Linked DNA regions of Homo sapiens: all the other regions are linked to region 2. Evidence: read pairs that join two places in POLR2A ChIA-PET (ENCODE). Cell type or tissue: MCF 10A. All regions are shown on one strand. Region 1 has its middle 42 kb from the start of LINC02943. Region 2 has its middle 26 kb from the start of ETS2. Region 3 overlaps LINC02943 (long intergenic non-protein coding RNA 2943).

Evidence for each region. Peaks named below come from ENCODE experiments on the same cell type or tissue, not always from the same donor. Only the 100,000 strongest peaks of a DNase experiment are listed, where the experiment ranks them.
Region 1: POLR2A ChIA-PET joins it to region 2 with 14 read pairs; 3 of 35 experiments call an interaction of 5 or more read pairs at or near these places.
Region 3: POLR2A ChIA-PET joins it to region 2 with 11 read pairs; 2 of 35 experiments call an interaction of 5 or more read pairs at or near these places.

Annotation. Positions count from the first base shown.
Region 1 is chr21:39,124,587-39,128,586 of GRCh38, reverse strand. It overlaps the pseudogene RPL23AP12. Among named protein-coding and RNA genes, the nearest start is that of LINC02943, 42 kb to the right of the region's middle. RefSeq lists a silencer at 2,505-2,564. In MCF 10A, a CTCF peak has its summit at 2,447 (motif pointing right); a DNase peak (open chromatin) is centred at 2,476.
Region 2 is chr21:38,830,152-38,834,151 of GRCh38, reverse strand. No RefSeq gene overlaps it. Among named protein-coding and RNA genes, the nearest start is that of ETS2, 26 kb to the right of the region's middle. RefSeq lists enhancers at 2,433-2,622, 1,612-2,811. In MCF 10A, no CTCF peak of the experiment used is centred here; a DNase peak (open chromatin) is centred at 2,371.
Region 3 is chr21:39,045,951-39,049,950 of GRCh38, reverse strand. All of the region lies in intron 3 of LINC02943 (long intergenic non-protein coding RNA 2943), which reads left to right. Among named protein-coding and RNA genes, the nearest start is that of LINC02940, 29 kb to the right of the region's middle. In MCF 10A, no CTCF peak of the experiment used is centred here; DNase peaks (open chromatin) are centred at 1,160 and 1,690.

The DNA of each region.
Region 1 (4,000 bases), 290 kb before region 2:
AAAAAGCAACCAGCAGCAACAATGTGTATATAGCACAACTATAATTTATCAAAATATATATTGTTTGTTGTACGTGTAAAGAATTTCTGAAAGAACACACAAAAAAACTGTTGACAGTAGGGAGATTGGGAAATCAGATGACAGGGAGACCTTTTTTATTGTATACCTTCTGATAGTGTTTGGAATTTTAGTTTGTGATGTACACATCTTTTTGAATTTAAAGCAAATTATTGATTACATTTACTTTGAGGTTGATTTCCTAAATGACTCTGGGGGCAGCCAATGAGGATTATACTGATTCCTTATGTTGGTTTCTGCTGAGATATTTTGAGTTGTTGGATTTTGGTTTCTTTTATCAAACTCAGTTTTCCAAAGGATAATACTTAATTATTTAAGAGGAGAACAGTGAGACAAATTAAAAATTTAGTTGGATTGCATTTGAACAACTTGAATTAATATATAAAACAGTAAAGGAGCCTTCAGCATTTCTTTTTTTTTATGGTGAAAAGGTATACATATATTTAGAATTAGCCAGCTGGACTCAGTTTAGATGATCCCAATTTTGTTGGCAACATCCAAAGCATCGTAATCAGGAGCCAGTGGAACATATGCCTTCTTCTCTCCATCAGGCCAAATCAGGGTGTTGACCTTGATCATGTCAATATCATAGAGCCTCTTCACAGCCTGTTTGATCTGGTGCTTGTTGGCTTTAACATCCACCATGAACACACGTGTGTTATTGTCTCCTGTCTTCTTCATGGCCGACTCAGTGGTCAGCGGAAACTTGATGATAGCATAGTGGTCAAGCTTGTTTCTCCTGGGGGTGCTCTTCCAAGGATATTTGGGCTGCCTCCGGAGTTGCAGTGTCTTGGGCCGCCGGAAGGTGGGGGACGTGTGGATCTTCTTTTTTTTGTGGTTGTGAACACCTTTCAACACTGCCTTCTTGGCCTTTAAAGCCTTTGCTTTGGCTTTGGCTTTAGGAGGGGCAGGAACTTCTTTCTTCGCTTTCAGCACTGTCTTGTGAAAAGGGTCAGCATTTCTTAAACAACAAATAGGGCAACAATCTAGAAAGCATTTGGCAAAAAAAACAAAACAAAACAAAAAAAAAACAATGAATATATATAATCACTAATTTGTAGGGAATGTGCTTCTGTGATGTCTAGTAGAATCCAGGCACTATGAAGGAAATGTGAATACATCTGTGCTGGGTAGCGAGTAGTTCCATAAACAATTTTCACAGCTAATGTTGATTATTGTAGATCATCTGGCTAGTTCATTTTGATTAAATTATCTATTTAGAGACAAGGAAGGATAAACAAGACATTGCCTTTAGGGAAGAAAAGAATGAGTAGAAATGTATTTTTATCCCTTTGAGTGATCCAGCATAAGAACTTTGGATTTCAGTGCACTCACAGGTCCATGGGGGAACAGTCATTAGGTAGTAAGTGGTGTTCGCTGGAGAATGGAACAGCTTCCCAGGCTGGGAAAAAGATGCATCTAAAGCCCAGGAAGTGCATGGTCTCACTCTGCCGTTTTCATTAGGCAGCTTTGTTCTTTTAAAATGCAAGATAAATGCATCTGCCTTAGAACTGAATTCTCCTGTAATAGAATTTTTTAATTCTAAATCTTTAGCTGAAATGCCCAATTATTTAAAATAAGTAATAATTTACACCCACTCTTCCGCCATTGAGAACTTAAGGCACAATATCTTGGCTTCATTGCTATTGCCGTTTGGAGCCGGATGCTCCTTCACGTGGGGCTGCCCAATGCACCGTAGGATGCTGCACAGAACCCCTGGCCTCTACCCACCAGCTGCCAGTACATCCTCTTCCCCGGGTATGCCAAGCAAAAATGTCTCCAGATATTGCCAAATGTCCCCAGGGGACAAAATCATCCCTGGCTAAGAACCGCTGCTTCAGAGGGTGGGGACCGAGAGGGGGCAGGATGGAGGGAGCCATCCACACTTGCGATGCTGCTGGGCCTGGGAGCAACATGAGCTCCCAGCTTCCTCCAGCCCTTTCCCTGCAAGGGGGAATGGCCCAGCTGAGGGGCTGGGATTTTCAGGGGCCTTATTTCAGTGAGCTGGGGTGGGCAGGAGTTTTATATGCACATATATGTTGGGTATAGATCAGGAGTGTGACTGCTGTGCCGAGGGGCTGCACATGCTCAACTCAAATAGATATTGCCAGATAGTTTCCAGAAGTGATTGACCAGTTTGCACTCTGAGTAGAGTGGCAAAATTGCGAGGGGATACTGAGCACTTCCAGGTCTTGGGGACCTGGCCAGCAGCTCGGACAGGCAGCCCCAATCTCTCAAGTCCTCATAAGAAATATGAGTGCCTTCTTTGGACATTACAGGCTCATGGGACCACCTCCTGTTTCATGAGGCCAGTGGCTGGGCCTGTCTTTTCACTCAGAATTGAGAAATCATGCAACAGAGGAGCCTCTAGGTGGCACTGAATTCTGAGGCTTAGAGGACTTGGGCCTTTCCTATCCATGCTGCGAGTTCATTGTGACCTGATGCTGGCCTGGTTGGCCAGCTGAGCCCTGCCCTGCACCTGGGCTCAGAAATGCTGCGGGAGGGGTCTCAGCGGGTGGTGAAAGGCTCTTTCCTGACAAATGCATGTGTGTGTGTGTGTGTGTGTGTCAGTGTGGTGTGTGTGTCTGGTGTGTATGGCCTATGTGTGTTCATACATTTGTGCTGTGTGGGTGTGTGGCATGCATGTGTGTGAGTACATGTGTGCTGTGTGGGTGTGTGGCATACATGTGTGAATACATGTGTGCTGTGTGGGTGTATGGCATGCATGTGTGTGAGTACATGTGTGTTGCGTGGGTGTGTGTGTGACATGCATGTGTGTGAGTACATGTGTGTTGTGTGGGTGTGTGACATGCATGTGTGTGAGTACATGTGTGTTGGGGATGGGTGGGGAGGGGAGGGCTTGCTGAGCTCCTGAAAAAGTTTTGGTCCCTGCTGGAGATTAGGAAGTCAAGCAGAAATTTTTTAGAAGACAACAGTTTACCTGCAGGACACACACACACAAATTAATTTTTTCAAGTACAAAATTCAAAGCCACAAAAAGTTACACAGTGTAAAAGCAAGTGACCCTTCCGTCCTGCCGCAGCCTCTATTTGTCCCTTTTCTACAGTGAAAATAGTGTAAGCACAGTGAAACAGAATATATATAACATATCATCTATCTCTATAATCACTATATAAAATTAATGTATACATATCAAATACAAATTTGTATATATTTGAATATATTATGTATATTATATATATATCATTTTCTTTGGTATGTGGTGAGTGACAGCGTCTTATCTGGGCCCTCAGGAGTGATATTTGCTGCCTGGGCTCCTGTTGGTCTGCAGGCCCTTATGCTACAGAGTAGGCAGTAGCAGTGGCAGGACAAGTGGGAGGAGGGAGGTTCTGGAAGGAGAAGGTCCCTCACCCCCATACACACTTAGATGCACTGATGTGCATGCGTGCACACGTGCAAACACACACACACACACACACACTTGATCCTTTGGTGTTTATTCTACGATTGGTTATTAACAGATTTGGGTGGATTCCTTAAAAGGAATTCCTTTATAGAGTTAGGAGTCTCTATTTAGAGCTCTGTGTACATGCAGGATGTGAGTTGAACAAGCTCTCCCAGGAGCACAGATCTGGAGTGTGTGTGTTTTAAAAGCTCGGCTGCTATTTTTGGGAACGATGCTGGGGAAAGCGATCTTCGCAGGGAAGGGCAAGAGAGAAACTCCTCCTCTACTCCACTTCTTTGTTGACCACAACACTGAAGTGTTGCTAGCAGCATCCCTTGTGCAGTTCTTGGAGGTATATCACATCTTTTTGGCTGTAACTTTAGAGGAGTCTTAGGTTTCTCCAGCATCTTCAGTTTTGACAGATGGGCTGACTGGAGTTCATTAAAAAATGTCCATGTGTGTTCAATTTGCTGGAAACACGTTGGTTCTATTTTCTTAAAATGGGACACGTAAGAG
Region 2 (4,000 bases):
AGAAATGAGACTATATTAAACTAAAATGCTTCTGCACAGCAAAGGAAACAATCTACAAAGGGAAGAGATGCCCTTTTGGATGGGAGAAAATATCTGCAAACTATTCATTTGGACAAGGAACTAATATCCAGAATATACAAAAACCTCAACAAAGTCAACAGTCAAAACAACAACAAATAATAATAATCCCATTAAAAAGTGGTCAAAACATGAATACACACTTATCAAAAGAAGACATATGACATACACACATATCAAAAGACGGGGACACACGGTTGATGGAAGTAAAAATCAGTGCAGCCACTACGAAAAACAGGATGAAGATTTCTCAAAGAAGTAAAAATAGAACTACCATGTAACTTATTTAGTGTTGAGGTGTATATGGGCTGTATTGTGTGCCCTCAAATTGATATGTTGAAGTCCTAACCCCCAGAACCTCAAAATGACACTGTCTTTGGAGGTAGGTTACTTACAGAGGTAATTGAGTTAAAATGAAATAATTAGATCTGGCCCTAATACAATATGACTGGTATCCTTATAAAAAGGGGGAATTTGGACACAGAGAGGGGCAAGGAGGGAAAGTGACATGAAGAGACACAGGGAGAAGATGATCATCTACCAGCCAATGGGAGAGAGGGCTGGAGCCAGCTCTTTCCTCACTGCACTTAAAAGGAACCAACCTTATAGACACCATGATCTTGGATTTCTAGCCTCCAGAACTGTGAAAGGATACATTTCTGTTGCTTTAAACCACCCACTTTGTGACACTTTGTTATAGTAGGTAGTCCTGGGGCATTGATACAGGAGACAGGGCATGGGAGGTGATGACCACCAGGAGGAGCAGAGACAGAAAAGGTGAAGCAAGCAAAAGGAGTGGGGTGTGTGTGTGTGTGTGCATGCGTGCACATATGCACATGTGTGTTAGTGTATAAGTGTGCGTGTGTGTGTGCATGTGAATACCTGTGTGCACACACGCACATGTGTGTATACATATGTATGTCTATGTGTGTCTCTGGAAGTGTGACTGCACACATGTATGTGCAAGTGGGTTGTGTGTGTGCATGTGTGTTCTTGGGATCCTGAACTGTCTTAATCCCAACTGAAGGGCTGATTTACAGAGACACTTAAGCACATGTGACCCCGGCCCCCATCACAGTGTTGGGTAGGGTGATGCCCTGTGGCCTCTTGTTGTGATACAATTGCTGACATGCAGCGATCAGGAGCAACTGGTTATTTTGGCTCCACCCACAGACATAGTTGAAGTGCTGGGCTCCACACTTCTCACTTTAGGGAGACTCCTATACCATTGCCTCTTTCCTCCAGGGCTCCTTCACTAGGAAGTGGCTTCCAGAAAGCGTGGGCAGCCTGGCTTCCAGTGATCTGCAGATTCCCAGAGGCTGATATTGAACCATGGTTGGGATTTGCTCTGGGGTCCATACATAGCTTGAGAAAACAGAAGCCCCAAGGTATGCAAATTTGACCCAAAATACAAGTCTGATTCCTGAGGACCTGAGAATTAGAAATGAGATGCTAATTCCTTAGGATGAGCTTCATCCAGAGGGTGGGAAGGCGTGGAGCACCTGCAGCACTATTGACAACTACTAGGGTCAACAGGAAGCCAAAGGAGGGTACCCTGTGAGGGAACATCCGGCCACTCAGCTGAGCTCCAGCCCTCTGAGCCCTCCCCTATTCCCAAGCCACAGTCTGCATCTCAGGCACAAGGAATCAGGGACCACGGATGAGTCAGGATAAGCCTCTCCAATTTCTTTTTAGGGGGTTCACCTCTCCGAGCTTCAGTTTCCACATCTGTAAAATGGGCATAATAAAACCAATCTCCCAGGGTCACAGGGAGGTGTAAGTGAGATGACAGATGAAAGTGAGCTTTGAAAATGGCGCCATATTTCCCAATTAACTAATTACATGCTTACACTGCAATGAAAAATAACCTCTTCCAGAACCAAATTGGGTGGAGTTTACCAGCAAATCATAAAAGTGTTTCTCATCAGAGCTTTACAGGCTACAGCAGACAGGCAATCTTTTTTGCTTAAGAGCTCATTTTTTTGTTTACTTATCTTCGTTTGCTCCCACCTCCACTTTCTTTCCTCCAACCAACCCACCTTCCTCCGGGCCACAGTCTTTGCTGGATCTGTGCTTCTGACCTTATGCCACTCAAACATACATGTGTGCTGAGCCCCAGGTCTATGTCTGGACAGTATGAAGCCATAGACACAGAAACAGCTAGCAAGAGTCAGATGTGGTAATCCCAGGCAGTTTTGCCATCTGAACATGACTTTGAGAAATGGGGAGGGGGCAGTTACTCATAGTACATGGAACAGAGGTCATGTCCATTCCAGTTGCCAAGATGTCATCACCTCAGCTATGACCAAAAATGGTCTTTCCCCTAATGTTAAATTTCAAGCAGAAGTCACATGTCCAGACTCCGCCCAGGAGTTACAAAAGAGTTGCACAATAAGGGGTTTCCCCCTGCACTGCTTCAAGACTCACCCTTCTGTTTTGCTGTTACAGAAAAGACAGATTAATATCTGGCCCAGATTATGAGATTCTTGCATCTGTTCGAACTCAGCTAGCTGCCAGCAGCTGCTGTAAATGAGGGCTGTGTGTTCTTTGGGTAGGAGGTTCCTGATAATTTAAAATTCAAATCAAGGGCTGTGGCCTCTGGTTTGTGGAAGGAGGAACTAGAAACTTGAAGGAGCCCTAGGTAGCATCTGGGGCAGCATTTATAATGACTTCAACCAAACATGACAGGGTTATTTTGGCCAGAGGACAACACCAGAAAACAGAAGACCAGGGTTTGAGTCTTGGTTCAGTTAAGTACTTGTTTCATCACTGAACTCTGCCCCTGGATTTCTTCTGATGAAAATGGAGACATGATTGTCTGGGATCCATATTTTCTTTGCAGATCCCCTGGCTCAAACACACCTTCCTTGGCGTGCTCTGTTCAAATAGCACCCCCATCCCAGGTTACTGACTTTACACAATCTTATACCCCCAATAGATCAATCCCCCCAACAGCCACAAATGACCTGGCTTTATGGAGGGGAAACTGAGGCAGAGAGTGATTAAATTGCATACCCAAGGTCACAAATAGTGCCTGACAGACCCAGTGACAGTGATAATCCAAGGTCCATCTCCAAATCACAACAAATCCTCCTGTTAACTTGCTTGATATTTCAGGAGAGGTGATGGGGCAGCTTGCTCCCTCTACCTCTTGCCACAGTTCCTGCTCCACTTCCTCTGGCCCTCAAGCCCTGTGCTCCCGCCCAGCAGCCCCATTAAAGCCTGAATCATTCCCAGTGACAAGTGTCCACCATGTGGAGTTCTGGAGCCCTATCAGGAAAGAAAGCTGGTAGGGTGTTATTTCTGAGGGCTCTGTTCTGTTCCATTGATCTATATCTCTGTTTTGGTACCAGTATCATGCTGTTTTGGTTACTGTAGCCTTGTAGTGTAGTTTGAAGTCAGGTAGTGTGATGCCTCCAGCTTTGTTCTTTTGGCTTAGGATTGACTTGGTGATGCGGGCTCTTTTTTGGTTCCATATGAACTTTAAAGTAGTTTTTTCCAATTCTGTGAAGAAAGGCATTGGTAGCTTGATGGGGATGGCATTGAATCTGTAAATTACCTTGGGCAGTATGGCCATTTTCACGATATTGATTCTTCCTACCCATGAGCATGGAATGTTCTTCCATTTGTTTGTATCCTCTTTTATTTCCTTGAGCAGCGGTTTGTAGTTCTCCTTGAAGAGGTCCTTCACATCCCTTATAAGTTGGATTCCTAGGTATTTTATTCTCTTTGAAGCAATTGTGAATGGGAGTTCACTCATGATTTGGCTCTCTGTTTGTCTGTTGTTGGTGTATAGGAATGCTTGTGATTTTTGCACATTGATTTTGTATCCTGAGACTTTGCTGAAGTTGCTTCTCAGCTTAAGGAGATTTTGGGCTGAGACAATGGGGTTTTCTGGATATACAGTCATGTCATCTGCAAA
Region 3 (4,000 bases), 220 kb before region 2:
AAAATACAAAAAAATTAGCTGGGCATGGTGGTGCGTGCCTGTAATCCCAGTTACTCAGGAGGCTGAGGCAGGAGAATTGCTTGAACCTGGGAGGCGGAGGTTGCAGTGAGCTGAGATCGTGACGCCGCACTCCAGCCCGGGTGACAGAGCAAGACTATGTCTCAAATTAAAAAAAAAAAGAAAAGAAAAAGAAGATACATAAATGACCAATAAGCACATGAAAAGATGTTCATTAGCCATTAGAAAAATGTAAATCAAAATCACAATGAGATACCACTTCACACCACCAGGATGTCTATCATGAAAAAACCAGAAACTAATAAATGTAGTGAGGATGTGAAGAAATTGGAACCCTTGGATGTTGCTAGTGAGAATGTGTGTGTGTGTGTGTGTGTGTGTGTGTGTGTATATATATATATATATTTGAGATGGAGTCTCGCTCTGTCACCCAGGCTGGAGTGCAAGCTCTGCCTCCTGGGTTCACGCCATTCTCCTGCTTCAGCTTCCCAAGTAGCTGGGACTACAGGCACCCACCACCATGCCCGGCTAATTTTTTTTATATTTTAGTAGAGACGGGGTTTCACAGTGTTAGCCAGGATGGACTCAATCTCCTGACCTCGTGATCCGCCTGCCTTGGCCTCCCAAGGTGCTGGGATTATAGGCGTGAGCCACCGCGCCTGGCCGCATATATATATATTTTTAAAAAGTGCAGCTGCTATGGGAAACAGTTTAGAAATTTCTCAAAATGTTAAACATAGAGTTTCCATGTGACCCGGAAATTGTATTCCTATATATATATATGCAAGAGAAATGAAAACATATGTTTACAAAAAACTTAAACACAAGTGTTTACAGCAGTTTTATTATAATAGCCAAAAAAGTGGAGGCAACCCAAATGTGCATCAACTGATGATTGGATAAATAAAATCTGTTGTATCCATACAGTGGAATATTATTTAGCAATAAAAAGGAATGAAGTACTGATACATATTACAACATGGATGAACCTTGAAAAAACATGCTAAATCAAAGAAGCCACTCCTGAAGACCACATGTTGTGTGCTTTCATTTATACAAAATGTCCAGAATAGGCCGATCTCTAGAGACAGAAAGTAGATTAGTGGATGTCAGGGCCTGGGGCTGGGGCTGGCATAGGGAGTGGGTGTGACTAATGGATGTGGATTCCTTTGGGGCTGATGAAAATGTTCTAAAATTGATTGTGGCGATGGTTGCACAACCTCGTGAATATATTAAAAAGCATTGAATTGTACGCTTTAAATGGTAGGGTTGAATAGTATGTAAATTATAACTCAGTAAAACTGTAAAAATATAGGATGACTTGTTAAATTAAATTTCAGATAACCAGTGCTAATTTTTTATTTTTTGCAATATATTTCAGATACATTTCTTGCAATATTTGGGATGTACTTATACTAAAAAATTAGTCATTGTTTATCTGTAATTCAGCTTTAACTGGGTGTCCTGTATTTTATCAGGCAACCTCATGCATGTCGACTGCATGTGAGAATGACTTTAAGAATCATCCCCTCCAGGGCTCCTATCTTTTTATCCCTGTAGGGAATTTACTATCAGAGGCTGTATCACGGCTGTGGCTCCTGAGCTCGGAGGCCCTATTGTGGCTCCTGTTCTCTGAAAGCCCCACCTTGAGGCGTTTCCCTGGTAACCTCCAAACAACTCGTCAACCAGCCTGCAGGCCAGGGAGGGTTTTCCCAGAACAGTGAATGACAGGACTTATAGGCTACAGGGAAACAACTGGATTCTTTTCTGCATGTTGTTCCCATGAGATGAGCTCCTCTTCCATGACGCCTTGATTGAAATCAAGGCAGATTCCTTTGTTCCTCTGGTGACTTTCTCATCATCAAAAATTCTCTGGGCATTTCATTCTCCATAAAGTCTCTCTCTGCTCAGTAATTAGTATGTCCAGCCTCATCTACTCATGAAAACTCCTCACCTCACTCAAAATAGAAGATTCTTTTCTTCCAGGGCCAGCTGCAGACAGAAAATATGCCTTGGGAATGGGGGGTTGGTTCTTGTCTTTTTACTTAGGATAGCTCTGATAAGGTTTGGCTGTGTCCCCACCCAAATCTCATCTTGAATTGTAGCTCCCATAATTACTGCGTGCTGTGGGAGGGACCTGATGGGAGGTAATTGAATCATGGGGGCAGGTCTTTCCCGTGCTATTGTTGTGATAGTGAATATGTCTCATGAGACGTATGTAAGACATACCTTTGCTTCTCCTTTGCCTTCCGCCATGATTTTGAGACCTTCCAAGCCATGTGGAACTGTGAGTCCATTAAACTTCTTTCTTTTATAAATTACCCAGTCTCAGGTATGTCTTATATTACCACCATGAAAACAGACTAATATAAGCTCCTTCCTCCTCTCCCCTCCCCCTACCTGTCTCCAGGGAGGGGAGGGGCCAGGAGAGGAAGGAATAAAGGAGCAGGACCGTTCCTTCTTTCTGGTACCAATATGGCACTGTCCTTGGAGGCTGTTTAAACAGATAGATGCTTTCTCATGTTCTGCACAAATTCGTGAGAATTTTTGTATTCCACCTCATACTGTAGTTGTTTGTTCTTGATATGCATATATTGATCACCAATTAAACACTTCACTCTTCTTCCCTCCATCGGAATCCCGCCCCTACCCCTAGATCTTCAGGTTGAATTCCTGCTCCAGGTATCAATGGCACAGTCATGCTGGCTCATCCCAGGGGTGGGTGGGAATTGTCCAGTTAGAGGAGCATTGAGCTTGCTCTTGGGACATATGATCCCTAGAGAGTCATTCTTGTGGCCTGGTGGCCCAGGCTACATGGAGGTCTTTTGCTGTTGGGTGCCAGTCTGCATCACATGTATACACACACACACACACACACACACACACACACACACACACTTTATAGAGTGCAATGCTGTTATCTGATGTTTGCATTGCACTGAGCCTGCTAATAACCTCCAGGAAAAAATGCTGTTCTCTGCTCATGGAGGTCCTAAAAATATTGCCTGGCAATGGCTTCTCTGGGACATTCAGAAGGTGGGTTGGTACTGTGTCATCTGACCTTCCCTCCTTGAAATGCATGCTTGCTCAGGAAGAGAAGACTCAGATGTCCTTTCCAGCTGCCAGGGCCTGGGGCATTCTGCAGAGAATTGTTCTGGAGCATTTCCTGGAATAGTCACCTCCTCAGATGAGTACAGAGGGGCTGCGGAAGAGGCACAAAGTCAGCATTGCTACCACTGGGACTGAAGGGTGAATGTCTAGGAACCAGCATGATCAGAGACACCACACAAATGCAGGGGAGACCCCCGGCGCCGAGGTCAGGGGTAGGTGCTATGAGGAGTGGCGGGGACATGGGCAGGCCTGGGTCCACTGCCGTGTACAGACACGTCATTCACAGAAGCCGAGAGGTGGAAGCAACCCAAGTGTCCTTTGACAGATGAATGGAGAAGCAAGATGTGGTCCATCCACGTAATAATATTATTCAGCCTTGAAAAAGAAGGAAATGCTGACACATGCTGCAACATGCATGAACCTTGAGGACATTATGATAAGTGAAATAAACCAATCACAGAAAACCATATATATGATTCCACTTGTATGAGGTTCCTGGAACAGTCAAATCCATAGAGATAGAAAGTAGAATGGTGGGTGCCAGGGGCTGGGAGGGAAAGGGGAATGATTAATGGATACAAGTTTCAGTTTGGGGTGATGAAAAAGTTCTGTGGATGGATGGTGGTGATGGCTGCCCAACAGCCTGAATGTGTTTAATGCTGCTGAACTGTGCACTTAAAACGCTTAAGATATAAATTTTACGTTAAGTATAATTTACCACAATAAAAAAGGTAAAATAAAAAGTAGAAAAAAAACTTGAAAATATTAAAAAAAAGACACTGTGAGGCACGACTTCCTCACTTCCTCACCCCACACATGGAAAGTTCTGGAAGCTGGATTGCACTGTGTCCGTCTGTTCCAAGGCCCACAG